Regions from separate parts of the Homo sapiens genome. Here region 2 is linked to region 1. Evidence: read pairs that join two places in POLR2A ChIA-PET (ENCODE). Cell type or tissue: HepG2. All regions are shown on one strand. Links, peaks and the distances in the headings refer to the core of each region. The heading gives the core; the rest is flanking DNA.

Region 1 (2,857 bases), core at 1-2,500:
ATTTAAGGCCGAGCGGTGGCTCATACCTGTAAACCCAACTCTTTGAGAGGCTGAGGTGGGAGAACTGCTTGAGGCCAAGAGTTTGAGACCAGCCTGGCAACAAAGTAAGACCGCGTGTCTAAAAAATAAAAATAAAAAATAAGCCCAGCGTGGTGGTGCGTGCCAGTAGTCCCAGCTACTTGGGAGGCTGAGGTGGGAGGATCTTGAGCCCCGGAGTTGGAAGCCACAGTGTGTCGTGATTGTGGCACTGCACTCCAGCCTGGGTGACAGAGGAAGACTCCATCTCTAAAAAATAAATAAATAGATAATATGCATGTATTGATAACTTCAAGATAGATACCGGCATGTGTGCCTGTGTCTGTATATATGTAATATTAAGGACATTTTCTTGAAAATGAAAGCATCTTCTAAGGGAAAAAAGAAAAGTTTTCCCAGCAGCCCTAGCTGGGAAAGCATTAATAAGGTCAAGTAGCTCTTCCAGAGCAAGCCTCTCCTCGCTGCGGTGCAGGGACAAGTACTGACTGCTGAGGACTCCCAGCTTCCTGGACACCTTGATGCCCCCACGGCACAGGAGGGCCCTTCTGGTGGTGACCTGGCTCAGCTCTTCTCAGAGAAAGCGAGGCCCATCCCGCAGGCACGGGATGCTTCAGTGGTGGAGAATTAAAGCAAATGGAAAAGCGTCTTCTGAAAAGATGTGCTTTCCTGTCATGCTGTCCTGAATTTGTGACCCAAATCTTCTCAGACAGCTTTAGACATTAGTGAAAGCATCAGTCTTAAGAAAACTTGTTCATGTTTCCAGGGAAATGTCTTATTTTCATGCACGGGTTAAAATTCCACACATTTCTGACAATTAAATGTCAGAAATCTATCATTTTTTCTCAATTTAAGGAAATATCTTTGTTAGAGATTCAACTGTGTTCCCAGAAAGGTTGGAGTTCTAACGTCCAGTAAGTTCAGAATGTGACCTCTTTTGGAAATGGGGTCTTTGCAGAGGTAATCAAGAAAAAATGAGGTTAATCCAATATGACTGGTGTCCTTATAAGAAGGGGATATTTGGGCCGGGCACGGTGGCTCACACCTGTAATCCCAGCACTGTGGGAGGCCGAGGCAGGCAGATCACCTGAGGTCAGGAGTTCGAGACCAGCCTGACCAACATGGTGAAACTCCATCTCTATTAAAAATACAAAAAAATTAGCCAGGCATGGTGGCGCACTTGGCAGGCTGAGACACGAGAATTGCTTGAGCCCCGGGGTGGAGGTTGCGGTGAGCCGAGATCACCCCACTGCACTCCAGCCTGGGCAACAGAGTGAGACTCTGACTCAAACAACAACAACAACAAAAAAAAAAAAAAAAAAAAAAAAAGAGGCTATCTGGACAAAGATAGGCAGAGACAGGGTGATGTTTGTACAAGCTGAGCAACACCGAAGGTTACCAGCAACCACCAGAAGCTGGGGGAGAAGCCTAGAACGGATTCCCCTCCCAGCCGCAGGAGTCAACCCTGCCCATACTTTGATCTTGGACTTCCAGCCTCCAGAACTGTGGGGGAAGTAAACGTTGTTTAAGCTACCTCGTGTACAATGGCACTTTGTTCTCGCAGCCCAGGCAAACAGTACCTTTATTCTGTCTTGAAAAAATTATTATAATGGCAATATATAATCATTGTAAAACATTTCGGAAAATGAAGGAAAGTATGTGTTTGTCCATTTGGTTGTTATAACAAAATAAACACAAGAAAATTATTTCTGGCATTACTGGAGGCTGGGAAGTCCAAGAGCAAGGCATTGGTTGGCAGATTCCATGCCTGGTGAGGGTCCACTTCTTGGTTCCTAGACAGCCCTCTCCTCACTGTGTCCTCACATGGCCAAAGAAGTGAGGGTCTCTGGGGGCCTCTTTTTTTTTTTATTTATTCAAACAAGTATAATTCTCAAGTTATCACAAAATATCCCCCCCCCCAAATTTACAGTCAGCAAAATAGCTTCCTTATTTCTCATGTATCATTTTCATATAATTCCATGGTTTCACTAATATTATATGTTACAATAAGCCTCCACTAGTCCCTCAAAACGATGATATAAATAATCAGTCTGTACAACCTAGCCTAGAGTAAAAAACTGAAACCAAGTTTCCCAACGTTTTTCATAGCAGCCGGGCACACTTTGGTGACCCCAACGAGAAACCTCTCGGCAGCAGACAGGAGCTGTTCACCTTCCGGAAGCAGGGCCTGTGGCAGCCTGACAGGGAGAGGCCATGGGGCCCAAAAACGCAACTTGTTTCAAGGCAAACCTGAGGGAGGAACTTGGTCTGGGAGGAAGAGAAAACTAGCTCCTCAACCACCCCAAACACCGGAGTGTCAGGAAAGCAGTGAGCTGTCAGGGCACACTGTCCTGCCCGGACACAGCAGCTCAGCCAGTCACAGCTCCACCTCCAGCTTCTACAGCAGCAATTTCCAGTGGGAAAGAACACCTCATCTCCCCCTCATGTGAAAGATAAAATCGTAAAGCAAAAAAATTGGTCAATGCTCGCATGAGTGGTGTCCATCCTGACCTGAGTCTCGCACTCCCTGCTGCCCCACCTGGAGCTGTGGGCTTCAGCACCTCCACAGGGACCCTGAGTCTACATTGCTCAGAACTGGCATCTGCATGACTGTGAGGTCATGCTCTGCAGCAAGGTACCACCTAAAAACCTGTGTTGATATGTGGCTTGCACTGAAAAAGTGACCATGTAACTCAGCTGGGGAAAGTTCCAGTAGTATCCATGTTTTCTTAAAAGTCCAAACTGTAAAATGTATGTGACAAGTCAAGTTTTCTATGTTAAGAGTCTGGTGGTAGCAGATCAAACCTTAGGTCTTAGAATAAGG
Region 2 (2,910 bases), core at 217-2,716, 150 kb before region 1:
ATGCAGAGGAATGGGAGTCTGAAGGATTGCTGAATTATTTTGATGGACGAGAGCACAGGTGTGTGGGAGAGGGCAGGGGATGGAAGGGAGGGAAGCTGACTCCCTGTGGTGGAGCGTCTAAGATGTCTCAAGCACTTGGCCTATATTGTTCATTGAATTCTCACAATGCTTCTGTTGTATTCTCTCTCTCTCTCTCTCTCTCTCTCTCTTTCTCTCTCTCTCAGAGACAGGGTCTTGCTCTGTCACCTGGCGAGAATGCTGTGGCACGATCTTAGCTTACTGCAGCCTTGAAATTCTGGGCTCAAGCAATGCTCCTGCTTCAGCCCCCTGGTAGCTGGGATCACAGGTGTGTGTCACCAGCCCAGCTAATTTTGTAATTTTTAGTATAGACAGTTGTGAGGCGGGGCTTGGGGAGGTGGTCTCGCCCAGGCTGGTCTCGAACTCCTGGGCTATGGCAACAATCCTCCTGTCTTGGCCTCCCAAAGCACTGAGATTACAGGTGTCAGTCACCGAGCCTCGCCTGCTGTCTTCATTTCATATTAGGAACACCGAGCCTCTGGTTAAGAAAAACTCCCAAGGTCACACACCTTCAGGCTTCAGATGCCACCGAGGTGAGGCACTTGGAGCAGGATCGCGGGGCACCAACGCGGGGCCGAGGAGTTGCTCCCTGACCTCTTAGGCGCTGGAACCCCACGGAAGTCATCTATCGGGACTGATTTGCCCAAGTTGGAGCTGTTTCCTGAAGGAATGCAAAAGGAGTTCAGCTTGGGGCAACAGTCCCAAGAAGGGACGCAGCTGGGCCTGCAGTGGAGGAGGCAGCTGTGGGCCCCGGAGCAAGTGCCCCCCGGCCCAGCACCCCCACACCGTGGAGACCCCATGCTCCTTCCTGGGGTTTCTCCTGTCGTGTCTTCTTGCAGGAGGTGAAAATAAGAGGCACCAAACAAGGACACATAGTGGTTTGCAAGCCTGCCTGAGTCCCCTGTTCCCAGTGTCCCAAGGACACCAGGGGTGTGGCAGAGCTTGTGTCTGCTCCCCGGCTCCGCCTCGGTGTCCCTCCAATTCCTGTCCTTGCTGAGCTGTGACGGGAGCCAAAGGATATGTGTTCTTTTTGTTTGTTTGTTTGTTTTTTCTCAGCAGGAAGCTGACGGCTGCATCACATGATGGTAGTTGATTTTTTACCTGGTATTTGGGTAGATTAAGGAAAAAAAAGTTTGTGTCCAACTAATTATTGACTTTGTGTGTCCTTCCCAAAGCAAGGTGGTGTTTACTTTGAAAAGACACTCCATGCGACTATGAGATAAGATTTAAGATCAAAGGGTTCCCAGGGAGAAAAGAAATGGCCTCAGCCTACAGGCTAAACTGCCTTTAAAATTCAGAGCCTGCCAAACAAACAGCAGCAATGAGTTTCTCTGGGCAATATGCAAGATCCCAGGAAGACAGGACCAGAAGGCTGACGTCGGCCCGCGTCCCATGGCTCCCGGTGCGTGCCGCCAGTGCAGGGCGAGGCCCTCCTTTCATCTGCAGGAACCCACCTCCAGGTCCAGAGAGCCTCGTTCTGGCTCCACAGGCGCGAGGGGGAAACACGGTAGTGGCATTTGCTCTCAGCCTCTTTGTTTTTTGGTTGTGTGTGTGTGTTTTGTTTTTGTTTTGAGATGGAGACCTTGCTCTGTCGCCCAGGCTGGAGTGCAGTGGCGCGATCTTGGCTCACTGCAACCTCCACCTCCCAGGTTCAAGCAATTCTCCTGCCTCAGCCTCCCGAGTAGCTGGGATTACAGGCGCCCACCACCACACCTGGCTAATTTTTGTATTTTTTTTTCAGTAGAGACGGGGTTTTGCCATGTTGGTCAGGCTGGTCTCAAACTCCTGACCTCAAGTGATCCACCTGTCTTTGCTTCCCAAAGTGCTAGGATTACAGGCATGATCCACTACACCTGGCCATCTTTGGACACCTGTTTACTGAGGGTTATTATTATGTATAACATAGCATTGGGCGCTGAGTGATGGGAAGAGTGAGAAGAAAACAAATGTCTGGAACACACAGGCCTGGCTCGAAGAGCATGGAGAGGAACACAGAATTCAGCAGAAACTATGGGTGCCTACCATGCGCTCGGCACTGGGGAGTTGATGAGAAGTAAGACACGTCAGTTAACAAAGATCACAAAACACAACCATTTGTTAGACATGAGTCTTAGATCTAATATAAAAGCAAAAGCCAAAAATCTTCTAGAAGAAAACACAAGAGAATTTCTTCATCATCTTAGGGTAGGAAAAGATTTCTTAACAAGAACACAAAAACATTCACTGTAAAAGAGAAAAATGGGCCAGGTGTGGTGGCTCACGCCTGTAATCCCAGCACTTTGGGAGGCCAAGGCGGGCAGATCACAGGTCAGGAGATCGAGAGCATCCTGGCTAACATGGTGAAACCCCGTCTCTACTAAAATACAAAAAATTAGCCGGGTTTGGTGGCGTGCACTTATAGTCCCAGCTACTTAGGAGGCTGAGGCAGGGGAATCGCTTGAACCTGGGGGGCAGAGGTTGCAGTGAGCTGAGATCGCGCCACTGCACTCCAGCCTGGCAACAGAGCAAGACTCCGTCTCAAAAAAAATAAAAAATAAAAAATAAAAAAGAGAAAAATAATAAATTGAGTTTCCTCAAAATCAAAGCCTTCTGCTCTTTAAAAGATATCATTAAGCAAATTCAATAAAATAGTCTCAAAACATGCATCTAACGAAGAACCTGTATTCAACTTGCATGCTGGTAATGCAACATGTTGAGTTTTCCATCTTAGGCATGATCTCATTACAGTGTCTCCCACTATACGAGGAAAGAATTTAACTTTTTTTTTTTAGACAGGGAATCACTCTGTCACCTAGGCTGGAGTGCAGTTATGTAGTTATGTGATCACGGCTC

Evidence for each region. ChIA-PET counts read pairs that join two places held together with the same protein. Peaks named below come from ENCODE experiments on the same cell type or tissue, not always from the same donor. Only the 100,000 strongest peaks of a DNase experiment are listed, where the experiment ranks them.
Region 2: POLR2A ChIA-PET joins it to region 1 with 10 read pairs; 2 of 35 experiments call an interaction of 5 or more read pairs at or near these places.

Annotation. Positions count from the first base shown.
Region 1 is chr13:21,099,819-21,102,675 of GRCh38, forward strand. No RefSeq gene overlaps it. Among named protein-coding and RNA genes, the nearest start is that of SAP18, 39 kb to the right of the region's middle. RefSeq lists a silencer at 2,228-2,395. In HepG2, for the core only: no CTCF peak of the experiment used is centred there; DNase peaks (open chromatin) are centred at 1,493 and 2,443; H3K4me3 peaks cover 798 bases.
Region 2 is chr13:20,952,371-20,955,280 of GRCh38, forward strand. No RefSeq gene overlaps it. Among named protein-coding and RNA genes, the nearest start is that of LINC00367, 4.4 kb to the left of the region's middle. In HepG2, for the core only: no CTCF peak of the experiment used is centred there; a DNase peak (open chromatin) is centred at 1,201; H3K4me3 peaks cover 685 bases.